Linked DNA regions of Homo sapiens: region 1 is linked to region 2. A link is an interaction called in ENCODE POLR2A ChIA-PET data of the cell type or tissue named here. Cell type or tissue: Caco-2. All regions are shown on one strand. Each heading gives the region's core, and the rest is flanking DNA. Links, peaks and the distances in the headings are about the cores only. Region 1 has its middle 43 kb from the start of ZRANB1. Region 2 overlaps CTBP2 (C-terminal binding protein 2).

What was found. ChIA-PET counts read pairs that join two places held together with the same protein. Peaks named below come from ENCODE experiments on the same cell type or tissue, not always from the same donor. Only the 100,000 strongest peaks of a DNase experiment are listed, where the experiment ranks them.
Region 1: POLR2A ChIA-PET joins it to region 2 with 11 read pairs; 2 of 35 experiments call an interaction of 5 or more read pairs at or near these places.

Annotation. Positions count from the first base shown.
Region 1 is chr10:124,891,427-124,907,706 of GRCh38, forward strand. No RefSeq gene overlaps it. Among named protein-coding and RNA genes, the nearest start is that of ZRANB1, 43 kb to the right of the region's middle. In Caco-2, for the core only: no CTCF peak of the experiment used is centred there; a DNase peak (open chromatin) is centred at 7,235.
Region 2 is chr10:125,104,701-125,120,980 of GRCh38, forward strand. CTBP2 (C-terminal binding protein 2) reads right to left here. Exons shown (of 11, transcript NM_001329.4): 2 at 6,290-6,393. Among named protein-coding and RNA genes, the nearest start is that of CTBP2, 48 kb to the right of the region's middle. RefSeq lists enhancers at 2,086-2,605, 7,772-8,271, 12,225-13,050. In Caco-2, for the core only: no CTCF peak of the experiment used is centred there; no DNase peak of the experiment used is centred there.

The sequences.
Region 1 (16,280 bases), core at 3,179-11,178, 210 kb before region 2:
TCCCAACACTTTGGGAGGCCGAAGCGGGTGGATCGCCTGAGGTCAGGAGTTCGAGACCAGCCTGACCAATGTGTTGAAACCCTGTCTCTACTAGAAATACAAAAAAATTAGCCGGGCATGGTGGTGTGTGCCTGTAGTCCCAGCTACTCAGCTGAGGCAGGAGAATTGCTTGAACCCAGGAGGCGGAGGTTGCAGTGAGCTGTGATAGCTCTACTGCATTCTAGCCTGGGTGACAGAGCGACACTCCATCTAAAAAAAAAAAAAAAAGAAAGAAAGAAAGAAAAAAAACACATGCAAATAGTACCATATTGCATTCCCTGCACCGTAACACACCCAGGGCAGGACTACGGGAGTGCCCTGGCTGAGAGGAGGGAATGGCTTCAGGAGAACCCAGAGCTCCTGGGATTTTGTAGGGAGGAGAGACGTGGGGACACAGGACTCTGGAGCTTGTCCCAGGATGAAGCTCAGCTCCGAGGATGGTTTATTCCCTTTGCCATGGCTGCCTAGGCTCTCTGACTCTTAGACTGCTGGGGTAAGGGTGGCAAAAATGTATCCTTTAAAGACAAATTCAGGGCACTCAACAAATTGAATGTAAGAACTTTGTACGATGCTCACCATTTCTCTTATGCCCAGAAGACTGATATCATGGTTACCTAACATGCGTCTTTAAAAAAAAATGATTTTTTTCCTTGCCAGAATCTAATGGCGATGCCACCTCTGAAGCCCATGGGACCTGTAGTCAGGCCCAGCTTAGTCTCTCTGTGGTCAGACTCCTTATCTGTCAATGGGTGCTGACTGCCAGGAGCGGCAGGAATTCTGTGAGCTGGCCTCTGTGAGGGTAGCCAGCTCGGCATGCATCGGCAGCTCAGGGGACGTCAGCTCCCTTCCTCCTTCTTTTGTGAGTAAGGAGAAAGAAACAAACCTATATGTGCCTGTGTGAGAGTGTGTGTGTGTGTGTGTGTGTACGCACAGGTACATGCACACTCTTTGCAGGGTGTACTCATTTGCCAGGACTGCTGTAACAAACTCCCATACACGAAGGGCTGAAATCAATAGAAAGAAACTGAACTCTCACATTTCTGGGTTTTTTTGTTTGTTTGTTTGTTTTGTTTTGTTTTGTTTTGAGGCAAGCTCTTGCTCTGTCACTCAGGCTGGAGTGCAGTGGTGCAATCACAGCTCCCTGCAGCCTCGACCTCCCAGGCTCGAGTGATCCTCCTATCTCAGCCTCCCGAATAGCTAAGACTAGAGGTGCATACCATCATGCCCAACTAATTTTTTTTTCTTAGTAGAGACCAGATCTCACTATGTTGCCCAGGCTGGTCTCAAACCCCTGAGCCCAAGTTATCCTCCTGCCTCGGCCTCCCAAGGTGCTGGGATTACAGGTATGAGCCACCATACCCGGCCACTCTCACATTTCTGGTGGCTAAAAATCAGCAGGCAAGGTGTTAGCAGGGCTGTGCCTCCTCCAGAGGCTCTAGGAAGGGAGCCCTCTTTGCCTCTTCCAAGCTTTTGGTGTTTGCCAGTAATCCTTGCTGTTCCTTGGCTTGTAGACACATCACTCCAAACTCTACCTCCGTTGTCACCTGGCCTTCTTCCCTGTGTCTTCTTTGTGTCCTTTCCTCTCCTTATAAGGAATCTGGTCATGCTGGATTTAGGGCTCACCCTAAAACAGTATGAGCTCATCTTATGATTGCACCTATAAAGACTCTATCTCCAAATAAGGTCACACTCTGAAGTTCCAGGTGACACTATCAACCCAGTCAGTGTGCAGGTTTAAGGCAGAAAGCTAAGACTGTATTGTGAGATGCATCCCAAATTCAAATACATTAAACGTGAAAAAATGTACATCTTAAACTCCATGACATATGCCTCTTACACAAACACACTCACACATATGATTCAACAATGTAAGTGAAAAAATGTGTTCTCAAAAGTGGCCACTATAATCTTTTGGTGGGATCCCCAGTTAAGGTGCCTCAACTTTGATGACCCAAAGATACTCACATTCTCCAGAACTGTTGACATTTCTGGAAAAGGCTTTACTCAGGAGGAAGCGGATCTTGTGAAATTGCTAGAATCTGGCTTAGTTCATTAAATTGGGAGATAATGGTGGTGAAAATGCTTTGCAAGCAGTCAAATGTGATACAAATCAAGGTCAATGTACATGTGGGTGTACCCACTTTATGCCCTTAGGGAGGGTCATCCATTCCACACACATACACATAAACACACACACACAAAGAGATCATTTGAGGTCAGGAGTTCAAGACCAGCCTGACCAACAGACTCTACTAAAAATACAAAAAAAAAAAAAAAAATTTAGCCAGGCATAGTGGCACATGCTTTTAATCCCAGCTACTCAGAAGGCTGAGGCAGGAGAATTGCTTGAACCCAGCAGGCACAGGTTAAAGTGAGCCGAGATCGTGCCACTGCACTCCAGCCTGGGCGACAGAGCGAGACTGTTCTCTCTCAAAAAAAAAAAAAAAAAAAAAAAACGAAAAAAAGGCCGGGTGCGGTGGCTCACGCCTGTAATCCCAGCACTTTGGGAGGCTGAGGTGGGTGGATCACGAGGTCAGGAGATTGAGACCACCCTGGCTAACACGGTGAAACCCCGTCTCTACTAAAAAAAATACAAAAAAATTAGCCGGGCGAGGTGGTGGACACCTGTAGTCCCATCTACTCGGGAGGCTGAGGCAGGAGAATGGTGTGAACCCAGGAGGCGGAGCTTGCAGTGAGCCGAGATCGTGCCACCGCACTCCAGCCTGGGCGACAGAGTGAGACTCCGTCCCGAAAAAAAAAATCCTTTATCACTGGGGTAAAAGGGCAATTCCTCTGGGCTCATAAACACAAACTTCGTTGTTCATCAGGGGATCCATCAGCTCCCTCTGGGTTTATCTGCCTTAGAGCCCTACACAAGTTTCTCACATGGAGGGTTTTCGTTTTTATTTTGAGACAGGGTCTCATTCTGTCACCACAGTTGGAGTGCAGTGGTGCCATCACTGCCTACTGCAGCCTCAACCTCGTAGGCTCCTGTGATCCTCCCACCTCAGCCTCCCGAGGAGCTGGAACTACAGACATGCACTACCACACCAGGTTAATTTTGTATTTTTTGTAGGAGTTTTGTCGTGTTGCCCAGGCTGGTCTCGAATTTCTGGGCTCAATTGATCCATCTGCCTTGGCCTCCCAAAGTGCTGGAATTACAGGCATGAGCCACCGTGCCAGGCCCCACATGTACGCTTAATCTATGGAAAGAGAAGCTCTGTGATTTGGTCACGGCGTCATATACTATAGAATTGTGCATATTTTGCACTGAGTCAGTCATTTCAAAAGGAGTTGATAGAACTTTATGCCTGGAAGGGAATTTATTCATGATCTCATCTACCCCTCCCACCTTTAAAAAAAACAAAAGAGGCCTAGAGAGAAGTGGCTGGCCGGCCCATGTGCAGAGAAGGAGCTGGAAGCAGTTTGGGCTGAGGAGGCCCTGAAGGAGATTCTCTGAGGCTCGGCCCTGTGGTCCCCTTTCTCCATCACGCTGCTGAGGTTGGGGCACACACGTTCTCGTTTAGTCTTCACAACAACCCTATGAGGTGAGTGTATTATTATCCCCATTTTACGGATGAGTAAACAGAGGCCACCTGAGGCAATGTCTGGCTCAATACCACAGCTGGTGTTATACAGGTGACCCTGGAGCCACCACGCTGTCCTGCTGCCGAGGCAGAAACAGTGGAGAGGCAGGGGCACCCCATTAGGAGCCTCTCCACTCCCCATCCCCAGCATAAAATTTCAAAATAAACCAACTGTCTTTATAATACATAAAAGTAATCAATAAAGAGAATGTTCTGGAGCTTATGAAAGTGGGACAGGAATTGCAGGGTATGGAGAGGAAAGTTGTCATGTTGCTTCAGGGACAGAGGCATAATTAGGGGGGTCCAGAGGACAATGCCTCCTGCTCTGTGGATGTGGAGGCCACAGCCCTGTCTTTTCTGCTTTCAGAGTAGCTGACATCCATCATCTAGCAATGTTCCATTCCAGTAACTATATTTAAATTTAGCCATTGCTCCAGATGAAGATTCACTCTGATAGTAGCACCAGCGGTAGGGCAAGAGGCTGACTTCCCATGACCGAAAAATGAACCAGATCCTTTGTGCTCCAGAATTTTTTTTTTTTTTTGAGACAGAGTCTTGCTCTGTTTCCCAGGCTGGAGTGCAGTGGCGTGATCTCGGCTCACTACAAGCTCTGCCTCCCGAGTTCGCGCCATTCTCCTGCCTCAGCCTCCCAAGTAGCTGGGACTACAGGCGCCCACCACCACGCCTGGCTAATTTTTTGTATTTTTAGTAGAGACGGGGTTTCACCATGTTAGCCAGGATGGTCTTGATCTCCTGACCTCGTGATCCACCTGCCTTGGCCTCCCAAAGTGCTGGGATTACAGGCTTGAGCCACCATGCCCGGCTTTTTTTTTTCTTTTTTCAGATAGAGTCTCGCTTTATCGCCCAGGCTGGAGTGCAGTGGCACAATCTTGGCTCACTGGGTTTGAGCGATTCTCCTGCCTCAGCCTCCTAAGTAGCTGGGATTACAGGCATGTGCCACCACGTCTGGCTAATTTTTGTATTTTTTGTAGAAATGGGTTTTCACCATGTTGGTCAGGCTGGTCTTGAACTCCTGACCTCAGGTGATCTGCCCAGCTTGGGGGAGAATCTCTTAAAGTGCTGGGATTACAGGCGTGAGCCAATGTGCCCAGCCCAGGAATTTTTTCCCAAGACATCACAGTTCTTTCACACCAGTATCTTCTCCTACTCAGCTGGCTACTCACTGCTTATTATCTAAAGATACAGTAATGATTTTTACTGAATGAAACTAAGGAAACAATGTGGGGGAATTATGTATCGTGTGTTGGAATTATGAAACCATATTCCATGTAGGGATAATTTCTCTGTTGTATTCTGGAAGTTTTCTAGCACTCAATTGGAAACCATAGAGTATGGTGTACGAAGCTTTTGCTACAGAATCTCTTAAAATACAGACATGTCTCATGTTTTTCCTTTTCCACTTTTTCACCTCTCTAGCTGATTGATTTTCAGATTAAAACAAAATTCTAAAACTCCTTTCACAAAGCACAGACTAAAGCAGCAATTTGGAAAGGGAAATTATTTTGATTAAGGTTGACAAACAATCTGTAATGACATTGCTATTAGCAACCTTTTTTTCTGGATGAAATATTACATGCAAACCACATTTTAGAACTGGGAGTGAATTTAGCAATTAAAGTCACCATCATTTTAAAGCCTGCTCATGTGGTTAGTTATATATTTGGTATTTTTATGTACTGGGTATTACTAATCAGGCACATATTCTCAAATAGTGACAACGAAGTACAATATTCAAGGGAACATTATACAGACACGAATCAACCCCCTACACTGAGAGTTTGTAAGTACTCTGCAGATGTAAGTTCTTGGTTTTTTATCCACTAAGCTGATTACCTAGCACAGATTCTGTTTGACCTCAAAATCCGCCAAGCAACAGAAGGCTGCCCCTGTAGCCTGCTGTGTCTGGGAGGGGACAGGGACAGTTTCCTCAGGGAATGCACTGGAAATGTTATTGTTAGACTAACCAAACTTCATAGCTCCTGTAAAAGTACCTTTGTAAAAATTCCCCTCTTTATCTGCCCTTCCCTGATAACCCTGCTGGGGTTTCTCTCTCTCATATTGAACGAAAAGCCTACCACAGGCTTTTTGTTTGTTTTTTACTTTCAGAGATAGAAATATATTTACAGACAAAATGATAGGATGTCTGAGATTTACCTCAAAATAATTTGGGAAGGTGGAGAAGCAGATGGAGAGAAAACTGAAGCCGGGCTGGCCACAAGTTGATCATTGTTGAGACTAAGAGATGGCACCAGGAGTTCGCTATGATTAGAATACTTTGGGGCTGGGCGCAGTGGCTCATGCCTGTAATCTCAGCACTTTGGGAGGCTGAGGTGGGTGGATCACTTGAGGTCAGGAGTTCGAGACCAGCCTGGCCAACATGGAGACACCCCATCGCTACGAAAAATACAAAAAATTAAAAAAAAACAAAAATTACCCAGGTGTGGTGGTGTGCACCTGTAATTCCAGCTACTCGGGAGCCTGAGGCAGAAGAATCGCTTGAACCCAGGAGGCGGAGGTTGCAGTGAGCTGAGATCGCACCACTGCACTCCAGCCTGGGCGACAGAGCAAAACTCTGTCTCAAAAACAAAACAAAACAGCAAAACAAAACAAAAAAAGAATAGTTCAGAGAACATCCTTGAGCACGTGCAGGAATGTCCCTAAACTCCAGGAGGAACTTTGGGGCTTACATACATCCTACATTGTATTGGATACTATCAAATTGCTCTCCAAAGTGTCTGCACAGATTTACATTCCCAAGTCATGCATCTCACCGGAACTTGAGATTTAACCTTGCTATCCACCTGATTTTTAAAAAGTGGTGTATCTTCTTAGTGTTTCATCTGCATTATCCTAATCACCGGTGAGTTTGAGCACCGATGCATATTTGCTGGTTCTTCAGGTTTTCTTCTGTAAATTCCCTGTTCATGTTCTCCTAGATTTTAGATGAAATCACAATGAGTTCTCTTTCCTTGTTCCTCCAAGCAGTAGTGTGCAATACCCTACTTGCATTAGCTTGTGAAAGCCAAGCCAATTGTTAAGTTTTCAAGACTTTTTTTTTTTTTTTTGAGATGGAATCTTGCTCTGTCACCCAGGCTGAAGTGCAGTGGTGTGATCTCGGCTCACTGCAACCTCCACCTCCCTGGTTCAAGCTATTTCCCTGCCTCAGCCTCCCGAGTAGCTGAGATTACAGGCGCACGCCACCAAACCCGGCTAAATTTTTTTTTTGTATTTTTAGTAGAGATGGGGTTTCACCATGTTGGCCAGATTGGTCTCGAATCAAACTCCTGACCTCAGGCAATCTGCCTGCCTCAGCCTCCCAAAGTGCTGGGATTACAGGCGTGAGCCACTGCGCCCGGCCAGACTTTTGCTAAATTTTCAAGATTATCAAATATTGGTAGCTCAAAAATTGGCCCTGGTGGGAATATTTACACCATGGCAACCAGCAAATGCTACAAATGAGGGCTCCTGTCCCCAGAGAGCTAGTTGTTAAACATTTACCAGCACGCACCGCCTCCAAGCATTTACAGCTGGACGCAGCCTGGCTCAAAAAAGCATCAAGGCGACCCTGAGGCACAGGTGTGGGAGGTGCCACTGACTCCCTGACTGGGACTAGAAAAGGCTTCTTGGCTGAGTTTCCTGTATTTCCAGCATCAGCTGCTGGAGCATCGGCGAGGCTGGGGAGGGCGGCGCCTCTAGCACACCCAGGAGGCCCGCCCTGCTCCTACAGCAAAGCTAGGTGGAACTGGGCACAGGTCCTGGCCTCTGTTCCTTGGTCCTTTCCATTTCTGTGCAAGGCAAGGCCAGCTGTGTAATTTGCAGGGGTCAGGGCAACATGAAAATATGGGGCTCCTCATTCAAAAGCTGGAAAAAAGCTTTTTCCTTCCTTCACCTGCGGTCTCTTTCTCCACCAATTATGGTGTTTTTAATTTGCTATTTAATGTCATGTTCTCTTGGGAATGAAGATATTCGTGGGTGAACACAAAACCTCCTACTCGCCTGGGTTCTTGCTTGGTGACTCGGTACACAGAGTACATGACCCACCTGGAGCCTCCTCATGCCTGTGCTCAGGACTCCATCCATGGAGGGGGACAGCAGTGGTGACTGGGCGGTAACAGAGGGATGGGAACATATCCTGGGGAGGTGGGAAGGCCATGGGAGCAAGACCATGGGTGAACCTAGGTGCCGGTTCCCACCGCACGCGCCATCACCCCACTGGACTTCGCTCACAGAACACAAATTCCAAGATAACATTATTAATACATTCAAGACAGCAGCTGCAGAGCATCAAACCCGAAGTGTGCAGGCTCCTAAGTGTGCAGCCCGTGAAGCCGCCCTGCGGCCAGGCAGCCCCGTGGCCACTGGGCCTCTGCACTGGGAAACTGACCTTGGGCTAAGAAACTTAAGAACCCAGATGTCTTCACCACTGCAGTGGTCACAGTCTAGGTACAGTCAAGTCAGAGGGTGTAGTCAGGTTTGTTTTAACAGTCCTTCTTGGCCGGGTGCAGTGGCTCACATCTGTAATCCCAGCATTTTGGGAGGTTAAGAGGGGCAGATCACTTGAGCCCTGGAGTTCGAGACCAGCCTGGCCAACATGGCGAGACCCCGTCTCTACAAAAAACACAAAAATTAGCCTGGTGGTCTGGTGGCGGCATGTCTGTAGTCTCAGCTACCTGGATGTTGAGGTGGGAGGATCCCTTGAGCCTGGGAGGTCAAGGCTGCAGTGAGCCAAGATCACGCCACTGCACTCCAGCCTGGGCAACAGAGAGAGACCCTATATCAAAGAAAAAATGAACATACAAAAGAAAAATAAATAAATACATAATAAAACTGGCCAGGCGTGGTGGCTCACGCCTGTAATCCTAGCACTTTGGGAGGCCAAGGTGGGCGGATCATCTGAGGTCAGGAGTTCAAGACCAGCCTGGCCAACATGGCGAAACCCCATCTCTACTAAAAATACAAAAATTAGCTGTGTGTGGTGGTGCATGCCTGTAGTCCCAGCTACTCGGGAGGCTGACACAGGAGAATCGCTTGAACCCAGGAGGCAGAGATTGCAGTGAGCCGAGATTGCACTACTGCACTCCAGCCTGGACCACAGAGCAAGACTTGGTCTCAAAAAATAAAAATAAATAAAATAAATAAAACCATAAAGCTGCAGGATGAAGAAAAAGAGCAATTCCTCCACATCAGGAGTGTAGTGTGATTTTATCAGGCTAATTGAAAAAGAAAATCCTGGCCAGGTGTGGTGGCTCACACCTGTAATCCTAGCACTTTGGAAGGCTAGCTTGAGCCCAGGAGCCCACCTTGAGCTCACTTTGGGAGGATCACTTGAGCCCAGGAGTTCAAGACCAGCCTGGGTAACATGGCTGGTCTACAAAAAATACAAAATTAGCTGGGCATGGTGGTATGTGCCTAGTCCCAGCTACTCAGGAGGCTGGGGCTGGAGGGTTGCTTGAGCCCAGGAGGTCCAGGCTGCAGAGACCAGGCTGGGTGACAGAGCGAGACTGTGTCTCCAAAAAAAAAAAAAAAAAAAAAAGGAAAGAAAGAAATCCTCAAATAATAGGATGGATGTATCTTTCTCATGTACAAATGTCAGGGGACAGGCAGTCCAAGGATGGCCTCCAATGGCTCCAGGGAATCATCAGGGCTCCAGGCTTTCAGGCTTCTGCTCCACCAGCCTCAAAATCACTTCAGGGTTCAGGATAGCCATAGGAGTTCCAGCTGTCACATCCATACTCCAGGGAGGGAGGTGGAGGTGGGTAGGATGGCCTATTTCCTGCCTTTTAAGGAAAACTTTCTTTCTTTCTTTTTTTTGAGACTGAGTCTCGCTCTGTCAGCAGTGGTGCGATCTCGGCTCACTGCTAGCTCCGCCTACCGGGTTCACGCCATTCTCCTGCCTCAGCCTCCTGAGTAGCTGGGACTACAGGCACCTGCCACCACGCCCGGCTAATTTTTTGTATTTTTAGTAGAGACAGGTTACACCGTGTTAGCCAGGATGGTCTCGATCTCTTGACCTCGTGATCCACCCGCCTTGGACTCTCAAAGTGCTGGGATTACAGTTTCACTCTTGTCGCCCGGGCTGGAGTACAATGGCATGATGTCGGCTCACTGCAACCTCCACCTCCTGGGTTCAAGCAATTCTCCTGCCTCAGCCTCCCGAGTAGCTGGGACTACAGGTGCCTGCCATCACACCCAGCTATTTTTTTGTATTTTGAGTAGAGACAGGGTTTCACCACGTTAGTCAGGCTGGTCTCGAACTCCCGACCTCAGGTGATCCACCCATCTCAGCCTCCCAAAGTGCTGGGATTACAGGCGTGAGCCACCGTGCCCGTCGGAAAACTTTCACAAAATCCCTCACAACCACACTTTCACTTGTATATATCATAAACACATTATGGAGCAAAACTAAGGCACAGCCATGGCCACACCTTGCTGTAGTAGAGAATTGGAAATACAGTAAAAGCATTTAGCTGGGCAACAACTTTGTTAGAAACTGATGTTCTGTTACTAAAGAGGGAAAGGGGAATGGATGTTGGGAAGAGTTTATAACAGTTTTTGCCATGGTCACTCATTTCCTTTTTAAGTTTATGGAGGCTGTAAATTCAGGAAAATAAATCGATACCTAATTCCTAGGTCCTTGAGAAGTTCCATTTTAAAATATTCTCATTCTTTCTAAAAATCAGACAAAAAAACTCCAGTGAGGAACTAATTTAGGTTTTGTCGCCTTCATTATTTTTGTGTATGTTACTTCCATAGTCTACCTTTCACCTGCTCTTGAATTGCATAGGGAAGCAGTCAAATGACTCAAGGATTTCACCGTAGTTGTACAAAGCTTTGTGCTTTATAGGACAAAAGAATTTTTAAAAACATACATTTGAGACAGGAATAATAGCAGGTTGATTGCAATAGTATTCGTTTCAGCTCTGCACTCTAGAGAAAGCACTTCTAAATGGACATCTTACATATTTTTCTGTTGAAAATAATCAACAAAGAGAGCTCCTCTCTCTTGTTGACCCATGCTGCAATACAGTATCTGTTCAGGCAGTTGTTATACAGTATAAGTGGCTTTCTGATGGAAAGCTAATGTTTAAAAAAAAAAAGAGGTCTATTTTCTTAGCTCTTTTATGTCTTTCTCTTGAAGATTTTTTTTTTTCTAATGTGACAGGCATTGTCTGACAGCACAGTAATACAAGAAAAACATCACACTTCAGTTCCATCGACTGTGGGGCACTACAATGTGAGTTAACCTTTGTGCATGGTGGCCTAGTGATTGAACTGCTAATATTCTATTGGTGGGAGGTTTTCCCTTATGATCAGAGAAGTTTTCAGGGATATTATGATAAACACAAAGACACATCTTATTCACGAATGTCTGTGCTTTATTAAAATAGATTTATCTCCAAGTTAGGGCTGGCTCCTTAACACATTGCTTTCCTACTTAATAATATAAGGAAGATTTCTTGTCTCTAATCCTGATTTCGGTGATTGAAATCCCACAGACAGACTCAAAACTATATCATAAGAACAAAGTGTCACAAAAAGAAAGTCTGTCATATCTCCCAGCTATGGAAATAGAGTTTAGTATACAAGGATGACTGGCATTAAATTCAATGTGGGCTCCAACAAATCTTACCTTTGTGATCAATCATTTCATTCCTAAGAGATGCTGCTGGATTGGTAACCTATCTGCTTATGGACTTCAACTTTTTTCCTGCTGCTTTAGAAAGCCATTTCTTGGTGCCTCTCCATTATTTCCCTGAAATGTTTCTGTGCCACCTCTGATAGCCATCTTTTCTGAGTTTCACTGATAGACTGGATTAGCATAATTCCTTTTATGGCATAAGACCATGCTGTAGTAGAAGAAAAAATCATGATGTTCTTAAAATACATTGTCTTTGGATAGAATATTCTTTGCTTAGGAGAAGGGATTCAAAATGTCAGTAGCTGTGTCCTCCAAGTAAAGCTCTGGAAACATCTATTCCTTTAAATTTGCTCTGCTATAGTTTTTATTGGCTGGAGAGCCTCCATTTGTCCTTCCAGATCCATTCTCCCCCTGCCATGTGCCCCTTGAGACAGATAGACCAGCCAGGACTGCATCAAAGGCTTCTGAGCCCTAAGGTCATCAGTTTAGTTTGGCCAATGAGAGGCCCTGGCAGAGACTGGAGAGAGGAGAAAGGCGTCAGAATATTGACCCTGGCTTGCTCCCTGCTGTGCTTCTCTAGGAAGGCCACTGCTCCTGCCAGGTGGCCCTCCCCAGCACCAACGTCTCTCTCTGCAGGATTTGGTAATGGCACCCTGTCATTGCCAGTCAGGGCTATTTCACCATCCTTGCTGGTTTTCTTCAACCTTGCCCAATACCTTGTAAAATAATCTTAATTTTCCCACTGGAGTATGCTATTTATTTCTGCCTGGAACCCTGACTGACATGCAAGTGTAACAACTACCTCAAAAAATGGGGGACAGTGGTTATTTTGCCTATGACTTGTTTTTAGAAAATATGTTCATCATGAATAGGATTAAAGGCAATGCCTGTAAACTTCATCTGCTGTTCGTGTTTTACTGCCAGAGTTGTAAATTGTTTACATTTTCTTTTTTCTTTTTCTTTTTTTTTGAGACAGAGTCTCTCTCTGTTGCCCAGGCTGGCGTGCCGTGGCATGATCTCTGCTCGCTGTAACCTCTGCTTCCCTAGTTCAAGTGATTCTCCTGCCTCAGCCTCCTGAGTAGCTGGGACTACAAGCATGAGCCACCATGCCCGGCTAATTTTTGTATTTTTAGTAGAGATGGGGTTTCACCATGTTGGCCAGGCTGGTCTCGAACTCCTAGCCTTAAGTGATCCTCTTGCCTTGGCCTCCCAAAGTGCTGGGATTACAGGCATGAACCACCGCGCCTGGCCAAATTGTTTACATTTCCACAAGAACATAAAAGAGGAGGATATGGTTCTGCAATTCAGCTGGTTCTCAAGGCAGGGTTCTGACATCTTGCTAGAGCATCCAGATGTGTGTTATGTGGTGGTCCTCCTAGCATCACGGTAACCCAGGGGCAGATGAATGGAGTACTGACTGGGCCCCAATCTTGTCAGCATCTTCTTTCCCTGACCCCGACCCTGCCAGGAGCATCAGCTCCAGTCAACTCCTTACCTGCTTGCTTCCTTATCCCATTACAGCCCTGCATCCTATCTGCTGACCCTAACATTTCAAGAGAAATCATGCCAGTCTCCTAAAACAAAGTGCTGTAAGGCCAATGCTAATCCCCTGTCCTAAAAGTTTGGCTGAGAAAGTAGCTCATATGATCAGATTATTTTTTGAAGTTTATCTGATTAAATTTGGGTTGAAGTTGGCTGGGCACAGTGGCTCATGCCTGTAATCCCAGCACTTGGGGAGGCCGAGGCGGATGGATCACTGGAGGTCAGGAGTTCGAGACCAGCCTGGCCAACATGGTGAAACCCCGTCTCTACTAAAAACACAGAAATTAGCCAGGCATGGCGTGTGTCTATAGTCTCAGCTACTTGGGAGGCTGAGGCAGGAGAATTGCATGAGCCCAGGAGGCAGAGGTTGCAATGAGCCGAGATCGCACCACTGTACTCCAGCCTGGGCGATGCAGTGAGACTCTGTCATGAAAAAAAAAATTGGTTTGAAGTTGAGTGTATATGGTATTTCTAACTTTCCCCACCCTAGGGATGGATTCTTATTTCAAAAGTGTGGTGAGGCCTAAAAACTGTTCTGGTAAATTCTATTTGCAAGGATCGCTTCTTGAAAAAGCCAATCTTAAAATTAGAGTGGGCACTAATATTTAGTTTCAGTCCACAGATCTTTTATAAAAACATCTATTAGCTTTGAGTCTTTTGGGCCCCAGTGATGCAGATGGAAAGGCTTGGGGGAGGGTCACTGGGTTAGGACTTGAAGTGCTTGTGGTCCAGTTCTTAAAACACAAGTGCTGTAACTTCTCTGTCCCTTCCATCATTTGGAAATAACAGCTGCCTGACAACACTGATAAGGATAAAAATGAGATAATGATGGTGAAGTGAAGTGATCTGCATATTTAAATATCCTAAAAATACAAATGTTTTCTGAAGATTGCCACACGCTGGACAAATTTCAGAAAATATACCTTGTTTTTTCTTAAAAGATTGTTGGCCGGGTGCAGTGGCTCACGCCTGTAATCCCAGCACTTTGGGAGGCCGAGGCGGGTGGATCACGAGGTCAGGAGATCGAGACCATCCTAGCTAACATGGTGAAACCCCGCCTCTACTAACAATACGAAAAATTAGCCGGGCGTGGTGGTGGGCGCCTGTAGTCCCAGCTACTCGGGAGGCTGAGGCAAGAGAATGGCCTGAACCCGGGAGGCGGAGCTTGCAGTCAGCCGAGATCGTGCCACCGCACTCCAGCCTGGGTGACATAGCGAGACTCCATCTCAAAAAAAAAAAAAAAAGATTGTTAAATGCAAAAATTAATGTAAATGTTAGATACAGTTTTCATCTTCATTCATTTATAAGATTTAACGTTTAAAATTCTGTGCAAGATATGCAAATTACAAACTGAAAGAAAAAAAGAATCAAAGAGAAATATCAAACTGTCCTAAGTTCTTTTTTTTTTTGAGACAGGGTCTCATTGTCACCTAGGCTGGAGTGCAGTGGCAGGATCACAGCTCACTGCAGCCTTGACCTCTCCACCTTGGCCTCCCAAAATGTTGGAATTACAGACGTGAGCCGCCCTGCTTGGCCCTTTTTTTTTTTCTTTTTTTTTTTTGAGACAGGGTCTTGCTCTGTAGCCCAGGGTGGAGTGGTTCACTGTAACCTCGACCTCCCAGGGTGACCTCCCACCTCAGCCTCCCACGTAGATGGGACCACAGGTGTGTGCCACCACACCTGGCTAATTTTTTGAATTACTTTTGGTAGAGACAGGGTCTCCCTATGTTTGAGACAGCTGGTCGCGAACTCCTGGGCTCAAGCGATCCTCCCACCTTGGCCTCTCAAAGTGCTGAGGTTCCAGGTGTGAGCCACTGTGCCCAGCCTGTTCTAAATTCTTGAGCAAAGTTTAAATGTGTTAGGTCATTGGACAAAAGTAGTCAGGGTGAAAATATCCTGACGTATAAAATCAAGAAAGTAAAGTTAATCAATTCATTCAACAAATACTTCTTCAGTAACTGTGTGTGCCACGCACCATTCTGGGTACTCAGGATATATCAGTCAAAATATCTCACATATAGGAAAGGTACTTTCTGTTTACTAGGAAGCTGTTAAAGTTCCAAGTAATGAATGAATACCAGCAGCCAATGAGTTAAGGAATTGTAGAATTCATGCATTACCTCTTATGTGGAATCACTGAATAATTTTGTATGTCATAAAAACTACATTTCTTTCTGATTAGCCCCTTTAAAAATTTTAGCTTGTGTATTTTAAACTTACGTCTACTATAAATCTGCCATATTGAAGGTAATATTGAATATTGTGATCTTGGTTACACTGAAACTGTTGTGCAGATTTTTCTCCTTGGTCCACTATTTGAATTTGTAGATAGTTTTTGAAGCAAATAAGTCATTTGCATGAATCACTTTGGTGAATTTAAGAACTACTCAAATGACGTCATGGATACTTTCGAATATTTTGAAATATTTTTAAACTTTGTGGTCTCCGAAATGACTGGAAAGAAAGGAATGAAAAATATTGTGGCATTCCTAACTTCACTACTTTGGAATTACTTTTCGTTAACATCACTTTAGTGTTTGGCAAAAAGGCAGCATATTTTTAATTCCACGAGTATTGTATAATTAAACATGTAATGAAGATTTAGGTTCTAGATTAGTACATTTTGTCTTGTATAAGACTGTGCCAGCCGGGCACGGTGGCTTACGCCTGTAATCCCAGCACTTTGGGAGGCAGAGGTGGCCGGATCCCAAGGTCAATAGTTTGAGGCCAGCCTGGCCAATATGGTGAAACCCTGTCTCTGCTAAAAATACAAAAATTAGCCAGGCGTGGTGGCGTGTGCCTGTAATCCCAGCTACTCAGGAGGCTGAGGCAGGAGAATCGCTTGAACCTGGGAGGCGGAGGTTGCAGTGAGCCAAGATTGCACCATTGCACTCCAGCCTGGGTAACAGAGTGAGACTCCGTCTCAAAAAAAAAAAAAAAAAAAAAAGGCTGTGTGTATGGTATGTGTGTGTATAAGTGTGGGTGTGTAATGTATATGTATGTGTATATATATGTGTGTGTGGGTATGTGTGGTGTGTGTGTGTATATATGTGTGTGTGGTGTGTATGTGTGTGTGTGTTTGGGATGGTGGACGTGTAACCTTGTAAGCATACATATATATATGTGTGTGTGTGTGTGTGTGTGTGTGTATATATTTATTTTTGAGACAGAGTCTTGCTCTGTCGCCCAGGCTGGAGTGCAGTGACATGATCCCAGTTCCCTGCAACCTCTGCCTCCCAGGTTCAAGTGATTCTCATGACTCAGCCTCCAGAGCAGCTGGGATTACAGGCGCCTGCCACCATGCCCAGCTACTTTTTGTATTTTTAGTAGAGAAGGGGTTTCACCATGTTGGCCAAGCTGGTCTCGAACTCCTGGCCTCAAGTAAACATTCTGCCTCGGCCTCCCAAAGTGCTGGGATTACAGGTGTGAGCCACTGCACACGGCTGTCAGCA
Region 2 (16,280 bases), core at 4,544-12,543:
TCATCTTAATTGCTACATGGAAAGAATGAATTGCAAAAGCATTCAGTCGACCAAGAAGACTTTATTTTTAACAGCATGGGGCCAGGTGGAAGTTGCCAAGTTTGCCAAAAATAAATGAATCAACCAATCAATAAAGCAAATGTGTTCAGCTGGTGTTAAATGAATGCCTGGGAAGAAGGAAGCCACAGACAGCACGTCCTTCTTTCTCCCCTTCTCCCGCCCCCACCCCTGTGAAAACACCAGGCCCGAGGACACGAGGGTCATGGGAATTCTCAGCCATTTCCTAAATCGTTACTTTTATTTATTTATTAATTTATTTGAGACAGGGTCTGCCTCTGTCACTCAGGCTAAGTAGAGGGGTGTGATCACAGTGCACTGCAGACGTGAGCTCCCAGGCTCACACAATCTGGCCACCCAGGCATAGGCAGGCGCCGCCACCTGGCCGAGTTTTAAAAACATTTTCTGGAGATGGGGTCTCCCTCTGTCACCCAAGGCTGAGTGCAGTGGTGCAATCATGGCTTACTGCAGCCTTGACCTCCCAGGCTCACACAATCCTCCCACCCAGCTACTCTGGAACCTGAGGACCACAGATACACACCACCACCTGGCTGATTTTTTAAAAAAATTTTTTTATAGAGATGGGGTCTTGCTATGTTGCCCAGGCTGGTCTCAAACTCCTGGGCTCAAAGGATCTGCCCTCCTTGGCCTAAATCATTACTTTAGAAAATGCATCCAATTATCTGCTCCTTCAACAATGGTCAAAATTCAGATCCAGATACTAAATCCTAAAATTACTGAAAGTAACCAGGCTCTTGCACTTCTGAGCTATTTTATCAGCATTTGTAGCTGGGGGAGCTGCTCTAAGTTGAAACTAATGCCCCTTTACACTTGAACCTGGCAGATCCCTCAAGCTTCAGTGAAATGCTGTGTGTCCTTCCATAAAGACCAACTGAAACTGCTTAAAACCAAGACATTTTTTTAAAAAAAAACAAGTTATTGGTCTAATGCATTCTAAGAGTATTAATACAATCAGCAATGGTAACGCATAAATGTTAAGCAAAAATATTTACAGAAAGAAATAACCTTTTCCTCTGCCACTAATCACACCCAGCAACACTTGATTAGTAAGCCAACATTTTAATAAGAGAAAGCTCACTTCCCTGCCTACTCATTTGCACATCGGCATCTACGCCCCAGCCTGAAACTTGACAGTAAACACAATGCACCACCACTCCCTTCAACAAGTGAGGCTCTGGCCCTGCCGCTCACTCCATCCACTCCTTCCCACTCTTCTTGCCTTTAACAAACACACGCTCCAAGCCTCAGAGAAATCAGCCGCTGACCCGTGTCTCTGGCTGTCCCACACAACAGGGCTGCCATCCCTCAGTTCAGTGGCCAGGCCTGTCTAGGGCACAAGGGGGTCTCCACCAGGGTTGGCTGATGAGGGGTAGCAGAGGCCCATTCTCTGCACACTGCCACACTCTCAGCGGAAAGATGCACCCCATGTGCGGCCCCACTTCACATGGACCAAGTGCTCTTCCTCCCACAACCCTGGGTGTGGGGACGGTACCATGACAAACCTGAGAAAGCTTCCAGGAATATCAAAGCCCCCGGGAAGCCATCTTCACTGTAAAGGGACCCTGCAGTGTATGGGAAGCCAGGCTCACTACCACAGTGTTTCCGGAAAGGCTTCCACCAGCAAGGGACGCGGGGCGACCTGAGTTTGGGGTTGCTTCATCGGCTCCTGAATGCCAGATATACCTAAGGCCACACATGCTGGCAGGTGGATCTGGGCGTCAAGTTCTTCACTAACAAAATGGGGGTCTTGGGAAGGGTATGAGGATCACGGAAAGAGAAGCGGACACCACGCCTCCATTTCCCAGCATAACGTCACTCAGTGGCAACAGAGACTCCTGGCCCCGCCAAGAGTGAGAGGCAAGTGTGCCCACCATCCTGCAGATGCCCTGCTCGGAGGTACCCCTCCAGCGAAGGAGCAACTCAGCAGGAACCCACCCAGGCCGGCCACACAGTGTTGACACATGGGTCACAGTGGGAAAATTCAGGCCTTCTGCCTGGTCTCTTCCTCCCTACTTTGCAAATCCACTCTGATGAGAACCAGCAGCCAGGGTGGCGCAGGAAGCGGAAAACAACAGTAACAGCAGAAAGCCAGACTCACCAGGAGAATGGAGGGCGTGACCCCTGTGTGACCCTGGACCCATGTAGATGCTAAAGCAAAAAGAAGGGGAATGGACGGGGTGATCTCTCCATCCCTACTTGGGAGGCCACACTAGGTTGCTGAGATGCTCAGGAGAGAAGAACAAACACTGAATCAATGCCTCCCATTTATCCTTGGGGGGTGGAGGGAGGCTGGGATTCCGAAGCATAACTCACATCCAGAAGGCACAGGAATAAAATCCAAGCAAGAACCAAGAGCTTCAGCGGGGGCCCCTCCTCCCCTACTCCGAAGGCTGGCTAAAGCTTCGCTGGCATCTTCCCCACTGCCCCATCTCAGCCTCCTGACTGTTTCTCACCTAGAGAACCCCAGAGATGAAAGGCCCTGTGGATCTTCCTCTGGTTTGTGGTTTCGGATGTTGGCAGTCTTGCTTCTGGCCCAAACACTGGAGCAGGATCACACGGCCCTAGCAAAGGCCCCACGGATGCATGCAGGCCAGGAGCTCAGGAGGCCAAGGGCCCGAAGGACTCTGGGGGCCACACACTGGGACCAGAGTGGCACAGTGGCCATGGCGCCAACACCTCCACCACTTCACAACCATTGACAATCGGACCCCAAGGTTTAGGTATGTGTTTCCAGAGTAATTCAATACTTTCCTTCTGTTTTTCATGGAAAAAAGATATCTGTCCTGCCAGAAGCAGGCTAGAGGACCAATGATCAGGAAGATGACCTCAACTAGGTGGCCTGCTACAGCCACAACTCAGATGGAAATCCAGCCTAGTTCCCACAGCAGATCAAGGCAAACCCCTCTTCCACCACCAAGCACACTGAGTTTCCAGCACTGTGTCACCTCAGACTGTCTTTCCCAGAGGCCCTGGTCGGCAGGCCAAGCTTCTACATCATCCTGGAGATCTGTCAAAATACATAATACAGCATGCATGGCAGCCGGAAACAGTCCTATCTTTGCAAAACCACAGCTGCAACTATTCTACCACCATTTTACGTAATATAATAAAAGTTAAGGGATTTGATTTGCATTCCCCCTCATTTATGAGCATTTAACCAAAAACACTTTTTCTGTGACACTTTTGTTAAAAAAAGATAATTGGGTACTGCTGCAAATATTAATGCTTAACAACAAAATAGTACTAAAAAACCATGACCCAACTGAAGTGATGGAGAACGAAGTCTTTTTCCAGGAGAAGCCAGCAAAGCCATCTGGCACATTGAGCTTTCATTCTGACAAATAGCAACATACAGAACAGATAGTAAAAGCAGAACATGCATCCGATCTAAATTTAGCACGTCACTATTCATTACTGAGAGAACGAGCCTCTTGTCAGGAGAAGGCTGAAGTGTTTGACGTCAAGTTACTAAAAAAGACGGCCATAAACCAAAATATTAAGTCTAGCACAACAGGAATGGGATGCTTTTAAAATTAGGACATGCTAAAGAAAATACTAAGAGGGCAAAAACGATGTATAAATGGCTCTAGGGCCTCACGGATTCACCATTACCTCTGATGGTGTCACGTGATTTTCATCTACCTCCTTCTTCTGTGCCCACATTTTAAAAGATGTGTCTAGACCAGAGATCTCAACAGGTGGGCTCTGGTTGAAATCCATACGTGGTCCTTACTTTGGTTACAATCCCACATGACCTCCTTGTGTTGCTGCATGTAGACAGCAGGCAGAGCTGGATACAACTCCCTGGGCATGGTGACGTTCCACAGAGCAGAAAGGGTCTGAGAGCAAACACACGCCTTCTGGGGCCATGTGAGAATTCCACCATGAGAGCATCTGCAAGTGGTCAGGGGAGAAGTTTTATCCTGCTTCTGGGGTGGGCTGGGCGGGGAGCAGGTGGGCCAGTGGGGCCACACTCAGTGTGTGCGTGGGCCGTGGACACCATGAGCTGTTGTCACAGCACAGTGACCATGCTCCAGTGATGGCCAGCTCCAGTACCACACCAAGTCTCTTAAGCTCTTCCAAAGTGCTATAAAAAACTCTTACCCAAAAGGATGCCAAAAATACAGGAATGGTGGGAACCCCACATAAGGGTAAGTGTCTTGAGTCTGCTTAGCACTCAGGAAACATTTGTTAACAGGAAGCGTGTCACAATTTCATTCTGGTTCTGGATGCATTTGGAGAATGTTAACTCATCTGTCTGAGAGGGAGATCACTGCTAAACAGGATCCCAGAGTGGCTCTGGTTATTAGACTGAGTCAAATGAAAGTGTCCTCATTCAACCATTTTTGATATTTAAAAAGTCCATTTCATCCTTATACACCAAGTTCCCACATCCTTCTGTTTAGAGAAAATGATTTCCAACACTGAAATGAGCATCTATGAAACGTAATGATGGTCCATCCAGCGGAGATGCTCCCAGGCAGGCAGGGCCTGGTACTTGTCTGGGTGAAAGAGCGTGGATGTCCAACATGGCCAGTTCCATGGTGTCCAACTGGAAACATCACCATGACCCAACCCACTGAAAACATCTTTGGACCCAGCACCCAACACTGGAACTATCTTTGCCAACCCCAGGCCCAAGGTGACTTTGTCTCTGCCTGAGAAACCCGGGCAGATTCTAGCACACAGGTCTGAGAGTGAGAGCCAGAAAAGTAAGCAACGTTTGTCCTGAAAGGCTGAACTGAATAAGGTTGCGAGTGGCGGTCCTGACCTCCCTCAGGTTTCCACCAAAGAACATTCCATCAGACTTCCAGTTCCTCATCCTCCTCAATGCTAAGAGCCTTAAGTGTTCAAAGATGACTGAGGGGCCCCTCTCATACACAACTCAACTCGAGCTTCACGCTCTGCTATGGCCTTTGGCCCAGCAAAGCCCTGTCAGAGCACTCCCAGGAAAGGGTTCTGAATTTCTACATCAAATTCAAGCTTAAAGGGTGGGGAGGGTCCTGGGTACCAGCCCAATCCACCTGTTCGATTCACAGATAAGGCTTCCGAGTGCCAGCAGAGACCACTTGCTCAGTCACCAAGCTGGTAAGCAATATTTGGAGGTCTAGGTCTGGGTCAGCTACCTCAGTTTCCCCAGCTAGATCTACTTTATGGAGAAAAGGAAGGGACACACAGAGATCCTTTCCTGATCCTACAACCCACTGTGCTGCTTAGGTTCAGGCAGAGATTCAGCTTGGCCCCCTCAGGTGGTCACCCATGTGTGCCCCTGGGCTCCAAGTCTCTAACTGCCTCCAGCAACTCAGGAAGCCAGGCCTGAGGGCCTGGTCACAAACTTAAACCTCTCTGGGAACCAAAGCTAGTCCCCTCAAGGCTCTGCTAGGAGTGTGACAGGTGAGAGAGACAGGACACAATTGGCTAGCGGTTTCCCTTGCTTTTGAATGATGTTGTTACCTCACGGGGAAAACATTTTTTTTTAAAAAGCAAGATTAAAATCAATTCCATCAGAGAAGTTGCCACTTTGAGACTTTAAGAAAGATCCAGGTTTTGTGAAAAATGGCTAAAGACATGCCGAAATGAAACTTAGAATCCCAAAACCCTGCTACGGGCACAGGATTGAACTCCATCCATCAATGAGTGTGGTAGGGATTGAATGCTCATCTCAGCCTGCACCCACATTCCCAATCTACTCCGCCAGAAAAATCATGGTATGTTCAAGACATCCTAGAGGCTGGTAACACTAAAAGCCTAAGCTGACTGAAGAGGTGCCAGTATCCACAAGCCGCCTTCTTCCTAAAGACATCCATCTATCACTTATGACTGACTCGGGGTGTCATGAGATGGTTTCTCTAATTCATTTTTATTCTTTTTAATTAATACATCGAGAAATCCTAACACTATTTCCATTCTGACTTGAGTTTCCTTGTAGCATAATTTCCGTTGACTTATCTCTATAGCAGCAGCAGCAGCAAAAATCACTTTACACTGAACTATATTGCTTCAGAGTTAATTACATGTATTTTGCTTTTGATAAATGAAAATACTAGATGCAATTAATTGAAAGACAATCAATATGATCCCACGATTAGACATCCCAATGAAACAGCCAGAGGCTGCAGGCAATCCATACTCATCAACTAATTGAACACACATTGCAAAGGGGATTCTAGAAAACTGAACTTTTACCTGGAGATATTTCACAATAACTCACCAATATAAATCTGTCCACAAACTCTATAGTTCACACGATGGGCTGTCCGTCTTTTTAAGGGAATACACCTTCATTGGTTCAAAACCATTTAAGGTGATGAAACCCTGAAAGCAAAATGAATGGAGTCAGTGAAGATGAAGTAGAGATTTTTTTTTTTTGTTTACATCTAGGCATCCTTTAATTGCATTTTTCCAATGCCTTCGACTCTAAGCTACCAGAGGTTATTAAATGGTTTCATTAAAAATACTATTTGTCTTGCTTTAGTCACACACCAGATCAAATTAAACAGTAGAGCACCAGAACAAATGAACCCTTTCCATCTATTTTGACACAAAGCCAAGTGTGCAAAAGCAGAAGGTGATATTGTGTCATCACCGTGAAAATGTCATTTAGCTTTCTCTACATCTCCAAGTAGCAAGCAAAGGGACAAAAGAATCAATACCTTCAAGCAAAAAGTATTACCAACTGTTTTGAGAAATATGGAATTATAAAGTGCAAATCATGAGCCCACGGTTTATAAGTGCTATTAGCATAAATGCTGACAACTGTTAATCTACTGTAACTCTGATTAACGGTTGCAGTTGTCCATTAATAGAAGGCATTTTAACTTACTACTGAAATTGATTACTCAGTTAAGAATTCAATCCTAATGTTCAATAAAATTGCACTTTCTTGGCAAATGCAATATGAACCGAGGTGATGCATTAAACAGAACTCCCATTTATTTTACTCTACATGGAACAGAGAAGGAATACATGGTGGGACCCACATCATCCGAACTACTTCCTATGCACACACAGCTGTGAGAGAAGAGAGCAAAGTTCCTCCTTCTGCGGCTGATGGGGAAGGCAGACAACCTGTGCAGCAGGCATGTCCAGGTGTCCTTTCTACGGCTTTTCCAGGAAGAAAAGATGGAATTTAACACTGGAGTTGCTATGTAACTGGAGAGCCCATGTATGAAGGTAGTCTTGCTCGAGCCCCACGAGAGAGGGAAGAGGCACACTCTAAAGACATGAGCTGCTGCAGCCAGGCCTGACATTGCCAACCCCACCTTACAACCAAGTTTCAAATGGTTAATATACAAAAAGGCACGAACCACATTCCCAGCTGCATTTGACTTTTTTTTTTTTTTTTTTTTTGGGAGAAAGAGTCTCACTCTGTCACCCAGGCTGGAGTGCAATGGCGCGATCTCGGCTCACTGCAAGCTCCGCCTCCTGAGTTCAGGCAATTCTCCTGCCTCGGCCTCCTGAATAGCTGGGACTACAGGCGCCTGCCACCACACCTGGCTAATTTTTGTATTTTTAGTAGAGATGGGGTTTCACCACGTTGGTCAGGCTGGTCTTGAACTTCTGACCTCAAGTGATCCACTGGCCTGGGCCTCCCAAAGTGCTGGGATTACAGGCGTGAGCCACCGCGCCCAGCCATCATTCTACCTTTTTCGTTTTTTTTTTTTTTTTGAGACGTAGTCTCACTCTGTCACCCAGGCTGGAGTGCAATGGCGCCGTCTCGGCTCACTGCAACCTCCGCCTCCCAGGTCCAAGGGATTCTCCTGCCCCAGCCTCCCTAGTAGCTGGGATTACAGGCGCATGCCACCATGCCCGGATAATTTTTGTATTTTTAGTATAGACGAGGTTTCACCATGTTGGTCAGGCTGGTATCAAACTCCTGACCTTCTGATCTGTCTGCCTTGGCCTCCCAAAGTGCTGGGATACAGGCATGAGCCACCATGCCCAGCCAACATTCTGCTTTGTAAACCATTCAAATCTTAGGAAGCTGTAGATACCTAAAAGAACTTCCCCTCTTTTAATGGGGCTTTTAATTAGCAATGGGGCTAATCTCCTAGGATCCAATCCCGTGACAGGCATTTTCCTGCATGATTATGTAGCAAGTCATAAAGAAGAACTGCTACACTCATGGTTTCCATTCAAAAGAAAACCATGCTCCCTGCTGTTTCCACTGAATTCAATGAGTCCTCCGACAGCCAGCTCCTGCTCCACACCTAGAACCAAGTCACTGGCAGGAAGGACTCTGAAGAACTACTCAGGAAAAGCATGGACTCTACAGTCAAGGTTATCATGTACCCAAGGTCAAGTAGTAATTCACTCCCAACTGTACACCACACTGTAACCCACACCTCTTAAGGAAGTAGATGGGAGACAGACATTCCAGCCTCAGAAGTGTTAGGAAGGGAGGGACAAGCATAGCTTTTCAGTAATCCCAAGCCTATAGTGACACAAGCATCTAACAGCCAAGGAACTATTTTTTTGAGGTGGCAGAGCTTGCCTGGCAAACTCCTATCCACCCTTCAAAACCCATCTCACAGGTTATCTTCTTTAACATCTTCCCTACTCTAGCTGGCAGGCTACTATATACCCTGCCCATCTCCAAGTCTCTAAAGGTTAAATGCCTTTTACTTAATCACATTTTATTTATCTTTGAAACATAGTAGGGAATCAAATATTTAATTAACTGCAAAACAGAATTTATACTCCTGATTAGTGTTGCTTGTCTTCGTATGTCACAGGCTTTCTCCTTCCATTTCCAATGGTTTACACAGAATTTCCAAAAATATAAAGGGATTGTATCTATTTTCAGGAAGTAGTCCCTTTTGGAAAGGAAGGAGGGATGGAAAAGGAACTGGGGAGGTGCACCTTAGCAATGACTATAACATTACTTGTTTTTGAACAATGTCTGAAGACAAACGTAGCAACATGTTAACATCTACCTAATCTTGATGGTGGGTACAGGTTCTAATTTGAGATATTTCATAGTAAAATTAAGTAGGAAATAGACAAGTCTGCCTTGTAGAAGGCTTCACAGAGGAGGTGACATTTCGTGGAATTTCAAGCCGGGCGTTCAAGCAACTGTGCTGCCTGTCCCAGTGAACGGCGACAGCTTATTTAGTGGAATAAGAATGTTAAAAGGCTTGGAAGACTGTCAGAATTTTAAAGCAAGTGCTCGTTGTTACTTGAAGGTCAAAAGAAGTACTTTAAAAAGACTGGAGCTACAGAAAAGCTAAAGATTCAAAAATACTTGTTTCAGCAGATACTTGCTGACAGTGCGGCGTGGACTAGTGCCCCGAGGATTCACCAGGGGATATTTTCTTGGCAGGATTTCTCTAAGAACTTCCAGGAGTATACAACGAGACGCAGAAATGACTTAGCTGATTAAAATCACCACTACTTCTGAACCAGCAACCGCAGGAGCTGAAGTGGCCTCAGCGTGTAACTGCCGGTCAGCATGCCCACCCCCTCCAAGTTCACGTGGCTGCTTCGGGCCAGACAGGGGTCCTATTTCTGGCCTGTACCATCAACCTGCGTGAACTTATTAAACATCCCGCGGCAAATGTGATCTGCCTACAGCTGATGACAGGGGGGTGTGTACTCTCACACATCCCAGAAGAGAACCGCAGCACCCAGAGATGGATTTGGGGGTGGGAGTCCCAACCAGACTGTGGTCAGCTAGTTCCTGCACCTTCCACATATAGGAAACTCACAACTGAGGCTGCAGTACCTAGACAGGACCCCCTACCCCACCGCCACTGCTTGGGTGTTTTGTTCTTATACTAAGTCAGGCATACAAAAATTACGTTTTAGGTCTGTAGTGAATAAATCCTTTTCTTAGAAACTAAATGAGACTAGAACCTTTAGAAGCCTTCAATGAGCCCTAAAAAGGTCTTGATGGGGGCGTCTGAGAAACTCTGGTGTGGCTCCTTCCAGGAGGACTGGGCCTGCCTTCACTTGAACTCATAGCGTTCTTTCAGAACAGCTTCTGTACTCTGCATGGCATGGAAGGGGTGCCCACCCACCCACCCAAATGCAGAGATAACAGAGGCCAGGCGAGCAGCTCAACCTGGCCTGGCCCCCCCATGCCGCCTGCTGTGAGCAGCATTCATCTAACCAAGTGCCCGCTTACCTACGCTTTCTCTGCAGGAGGGATTTCTAGTGATATTTCTGCCATCTGAAGCTCACATGTGCCAGCTCTCGTTAGGACTTGAGGCTTTCTGCTTGAACTCACATTTTGGCTGTCTAGGCTCCTCCTCCTACTACTGTCCCGCCGTGGATGGCGAAGGATTCATCACCCCTGCTTCAAGGTGGGGCACCTCCTGCTGCCTCCTCTTGAGGCTGGCCCTGCGGCTGGGTCACACCAGCCAGAGAGCAGAACTTCAGCTCAGCGTGGGCATATATTAGGGGAGAAGAAAGACTGATCCTAAAGGGGCCCTTGCACCCTGGAAAGCCTTATCTGAAACTGACTCATGGTTTCCACGGGTCTGGCTGAACGGAGCACCACTGTGCGCTGTGTTCCTCACACTCCAGGAAGCACCGTTCACGTTTACTGCTAAAAAGAGAAAACTGGAATGTGTCCACAAAACCATCCCTTAGGCGATCAAAAGTTTCCCACAGGTAATGGACTCTGGGAAGGGACAAGGGAAAGAACAAGGAGTTAGCAAGAATTAATCCCAAGTTCCGCAGGCCAGCATCGGTGGCTGAGAAGTAGTATCCTGCCTGTGATTTGGAGGTAACAGCATCTACCTTCACAGGTGGTCAGGCCCTTTGAAAGAGAGAACCCATGGAAGGTTCGTCCCAAGGCCTGCATACAGCAAGCACTCAATAACTGTGTGTCATCATCAGACTCCAGACATGTCTCCAGGCTGAGGCCGTTATCCACCTCTTCTAAGAAACTCATCTCTGCCTAACTCATGAGATAAACAGTTGACATTCAGCACAAGAATCCAATAGTCCTAATCAGGTCATTGATGGTTAATGGTTAGGCATCCCAAGCGTTCCCCTCCCTTGAAAGGTGGCCTCACTGCCATCCTGTGGTATGGCTGTGCTCAGAAAAGAGGGATTGCGTAAAGAACCATCCAGAATTCTGCACTTCTGCCCCAAGCACAGGGCATGGTAGCAGGTCAGAGTAGTCTACAGTCTTCGCCCCCTATACTCCACACCCCTGCCCACCACAAACATCCAGGCTTCCTCAGAGACCTCTCTGGACTAGATGCAACATCAACTATGACCTCAAACTCCTGGATCCTTTCAACAGGGATTTCCTGAGCACCTACTCAGTGCCAGGACTGTGCCAAGCCCCAGAGGCACAGGAGCAAAACAGAAACCTGGTCCCTGCCCCAGGGACTCAGGAGGGGCCACCGACTCCAGGCCCGAACCCAGCACTCAGCCCCCGCCCCACTGTTGCCCAAACCACCGAATGACTGTGCCACAAGGTCCCAAGCAAACTCTGGGGCCAAGGCCTGTACCCACGCCTCACGTAGAGACGGGTAGTGTGCAGGTCACAGTGCCCCACAGCTGGCCTGAGGTTTCTGGAAGCATGGTGTCTGTTAGGACGAGTGAACGCCCTCTGCCTCACAGACACTCCCTCGGCACCCATGCTGACGGCCTTCTCAAAATGGGCCCGTCACATGGGTACCCAGGAAATGTCCCACCCTTCTCCCCACACTCTGCCCCTCCTCCCAACACTCTGGCCCCCTTCAGAAGGGGTGACTTACCATGGGGGTGCTAAAAGTGGGACCCACAGAAGCCGAGCTGTATCAGAAGCCGAGCTAAAGCCACAGCCCTGGGGATCACGCCCACCCCTCGGAGGCATCCAGACACAGCTCAGATACCCCAGGGCAAGCCCCCTCTCCTAGCCTGACACTCCCTAGAGCACCACGGCACTGCCTCGGGGTATCAGTCAGTATGTGGGAAGGGGAGGACTCTCAATGGTAGGACCACAAGGAAGACATGTAGCTGTTTCCCAGTCCCTGAGCGGATGGCATGGAAAGTGGTGCCAGGGGCTTTCCCCACACATCCCATAGCAGATCCTCCCAACGATTTCAAGTTCAAGGGCAGCGGTCAAGGAAAAGCCTCGGGCAAAATCTTGTCAAGAAGCCAAATGCTCTGCCCCAAAACTGACCTGCCTACAGCAGCATGAGGCAGGATGGTGGCCCTTGACTCGAGGCCATGAGAAGCAGCCCAGAGGACCCATGGGTTCCCTGAAGGACCAGGGACAGGCACTCAGCTGCCCGCCTCCTTTCCTGCGTACCACAGTGGCTCCTGGTTCACACACCCCCAGCCACCCTCAGTGCAGTCTCTGGCCACCTGTGTGTGAACACGGGCCACACCTGTGCTCTCCCACAAGGCGACATCCCGCTCCCTGGCCTTCCCAACCCTCCTCTGCCCCGACTCTCTTCAGTTGCAGTGAGGACGCGCAGTACAACGCATTGTAACGGGGGCAGTGGGGGGTGGCACTGGGATGGCCGCCAGCTGGCTCTGCAGGAAGAGGTCATGTGCAGTCCTGGGGGCTGCTGGGGGTAAAGACAGGCATCCCTGAGCAAACGGCAGTGGGAGATGCCACCTCTCCTCACTTCTCAACTCTGCCACCGAGCACCACACAGTGGGGTACACGTGTGACCCATGCCCTCTAACAAGGACTTCAGGCTGCTACCATGACAGCACAGCTCAACGTTGCCTGGGACGGCACCCCCCAAGCCCACCATATTAATTACGCGCCTGGCCAGCCTTTAAGGACAAACCCACCCTGAGAAAGGCCAAGCTCACTGGGCATGAAGCAGTGTGGAGTCCAAGTTTGGTTGGCACATGGGGAAAAGAAATACAATAAAATGACAACGTCTACCAAAGGGCTGAGTGTCAGATACACACTGGACAGGAATGAACAGGGTGTACCCGAGAGGTTGTCACTTTAGCATTGCTGGATTATTCCTTCCCGAGATTCAATTCCACCAACTATTGCCTAGTAATAAATAAACCATATTAATTAGCTTGGAAACAATTATCCTTTATTCAGGGAAGGAAAAAACAACAACCCCGAAAGCTAATTCTTTCCATGTCCCTATACAGCCACGTTGGCACAGAGGCACTTCAGGTGAAATCAACACTTCATTATGACCCCCTGATGCCCAAGAGTCTCAACTCTGAGAAGAAAAATGCCCTCTAGGCAGAAACTTTACATACACAGTCTTTGTCAGAGAGTGTTTATGGAAATTTTACAATATTAAATATATTCAGCTGGTTTTAAGAATGTAAAAAGGCCCAACAGCCAAGATTTTAGAACTCGTCTTCCAATAGAAGGCCAACCAGTGGAAAACTGGAAGGGAAGTCTTGGAATCCTGCCACTTTTTAAAGAAAAATAAAATAGGATATGTTTCCAGTGTTGTCTCAGATGTAGTCAATTAATGTGACCATTCCCCTGCTCTTTCAGCTTTCAGCTTTTCTAGATGACAGGGCCAACGGACTTGAGACGAGCTGGGTGACAAGGAGGAACTTGAAGCCCTTGCGGCATTAGCTAGGCTTCTAGAAGTGCCCCATCCGAAGTGGCTCCAGGACGGAGAAATAAACAAGGGCGTGAGATGGGAGAATGCCAGATGGGAGTCCTGGCAACAACTGGAGAAAGGAACAAGGAACAAATTGATAAACGGGTGCTGCTGATCGGGGCTGCCATGGGCCAAGTTTTGAAAGGGGGGAAGAAAAGTGGATCCACGAGCAAGCAGCCCACACAACGACGTCATTTTGTGAATTCAAGCTGCATTCCCACACCCAAAGCTGCCCGTGGGCCATGGAAGCAGAGGCAGCCGGTGTGAGCAACTGGACCTGAGGCTCATGGGGCCTGGCTGCACCCCCACACACCTGTACCTGAGTGGGGCACGACAGTCCTACTTACAGACAAGCCAGGAAATCACCTGAACTTGAAAGAGACCAGTGCAGTGGAGGCGCTGGGGGGTGGGAGGGGGGGATGGGGAACGCTTAAAATCAGCCTGGCTCAGAGGGAAGCCTGGCCCTGAGGTCCCCGCAAAGGCGCGCAGCTCCGAAAGACAAGTAGAAAACACATCCCAACTCAGAAGCACTTGAAGGTATCCGTCTCTAGTCTTCCATGGTTCCACACTGTAAGTGGACAAGGCGGCTGCTGGTGGAGGTGCACACACCCCTGTGAGATGGTCAGGAACCTGCCAGAAGGAGCGGACATAGGAGATGGCTCACTCCAACTGGTGGCCACTACTAACCAGCTGGGGCATCCTGGTGTCAGGCTCCGGTCTTGCTTTCTCCCTGATAGGGTGACCAAGAGGGGTTTTCTGAGCTCCTTTCCACAGGGTATCCCAAGGACACCTGATCTAACAAGGGCCAGACTATATATTTACTATAGGCCCTACACAGGGCCAGAAGGTGAGCAGAGGGGTCTTCAGACATTCAGAGCACACACCCATACCACAGCGAGAGATGGAACCTCTAAAGCTGGCAGGTTTTAATGCAAGATCCCCTGACCAAAAGCAGGATGCTGGCTGCTCTGAGGAGTCAGCGAGGGTGTGACCCCCACTCCCACTGCGGTGGAAGGAGTGGGCATCTTTTCTGTAAACTTGAGATTCCATGCCCCACTCCACTCTCCCCCTAGGGAATCCTTAGAAAAGTGGTCAAGATGTACCAGACCATGCTGGAAACCAGAGTAGGATAAATTTTCTCCTGATAGAGCTGTACAGGGATATGTCAGACACTATCCATCTCAACAATTATGTATTTACTAAAAGTATTTCAAAATACTTCAAAGACATAGGAAAAATACTTATAGGTCAAATGGAAAATAAACTATGAAACATGTATTCAAATCTCACATATTTTAAAACATTCTTCAGTGAATCTCATTTTTAGTATATACGTATATGCATAAGAGACAGAATAGATCCAAAGTGTTATTCTCCATGCTAAGATTAAAAAGGATTTTTACAATGTGTAACATAACTATCATTTACTTATTTCTTATACTTTCCTGTATTTTTCTATTTTCTGCAAAGAGCATGATTTCCTATAATATGGAAAAATGTGAGCTGTGAGCTCCTGTCAGGAGGGCTCTGAAGCTGGGGTGCAGAAAGTGAGCTGCTGCCTGGGCTGCTTTGCCTTGCAGGTTTTCGGGCCACACCAACATTGTAAAGTGGCCCCATTTAGGATGTAAGTCCCTGCGTGGCTGCTGTACTACAAAGGTGGGTTTTGAAAAAAGCCAAGTGTCCCTCCACCCTCATGCAAGTTCGATACAGAAAAGGATGTTCTCTTGGGGATTTCAATGCAGATGTCTCAATTCCAATAGCCAATCAACCTGGGAGAGAATTGGTGGGCTGGAGAGACACAGCGAGAATCCCTTGCCCCAGCGAGGATCTAGGACCCCGACTGATGCCGGGAAAGAGGCACAGCCAAAGCCTTGTCAGGGCTCAGCCAAAGGAGACTTCCCAGTGGGCTCCAGCCAAGTCCTTGACCACAGATTAGACTCCAGCAGGATGAGCAGGAAGATGAGCAGGAAGTGGCATTTAAAAACAAATGAAGTGAGAACCAAATGGCTCAAAGTCCACAGTCCCTGAAAAATTACTTACAAGCGTGACCAGCTTTACATATCAACACCATTTCTTTTTTTCTTTTTTGAGACGGAGTCTCACCCTGTTGCCCAGGTTGGAGTGCAGTGGTGCAATCTCGGCTTACTGCAACTTGCACCTCCCAGGTTCAAGTGATTCTCTTGCCTCAGCCTCCTGAGTAGCTGGGATTATAGGCATGCACCACCACGCCCAGCTAATTTTTCTATTTTCTGCAGAGACAGGGTTTCGCCACGTTGGCCAGGCTGCTCTCAAACTCCTGAACTCAGGTGATCTGCCCGCCTTGGCCTCCCAATGTTCTGGGATTACAGTTGTGAGCCACCAGCCAACAACATTTCTTTAGAGAAAGGGTCTCACTCTGTCTCTCAGGCTGGAGTGCAGTGGCATGATCATAGTTCACTACAGCCTCTACCTCTCGGGCTCAAGTATTCTTCTGGGCTCAGCCTCCTGTACAGGCACGGGCCCCCAAGCCCAGCTAATTGCCCTGCCCATGTCAACACTATTGATCAATGGACTACATGTGCAATACTGACTGGGAAAGTGAAGTTAGTAAAATTAAGGTGGCCAGATATCGGTTCCTTGACCCTGACTCTCTCACATTGCCTTCCCCTGACAATGACCTCACCC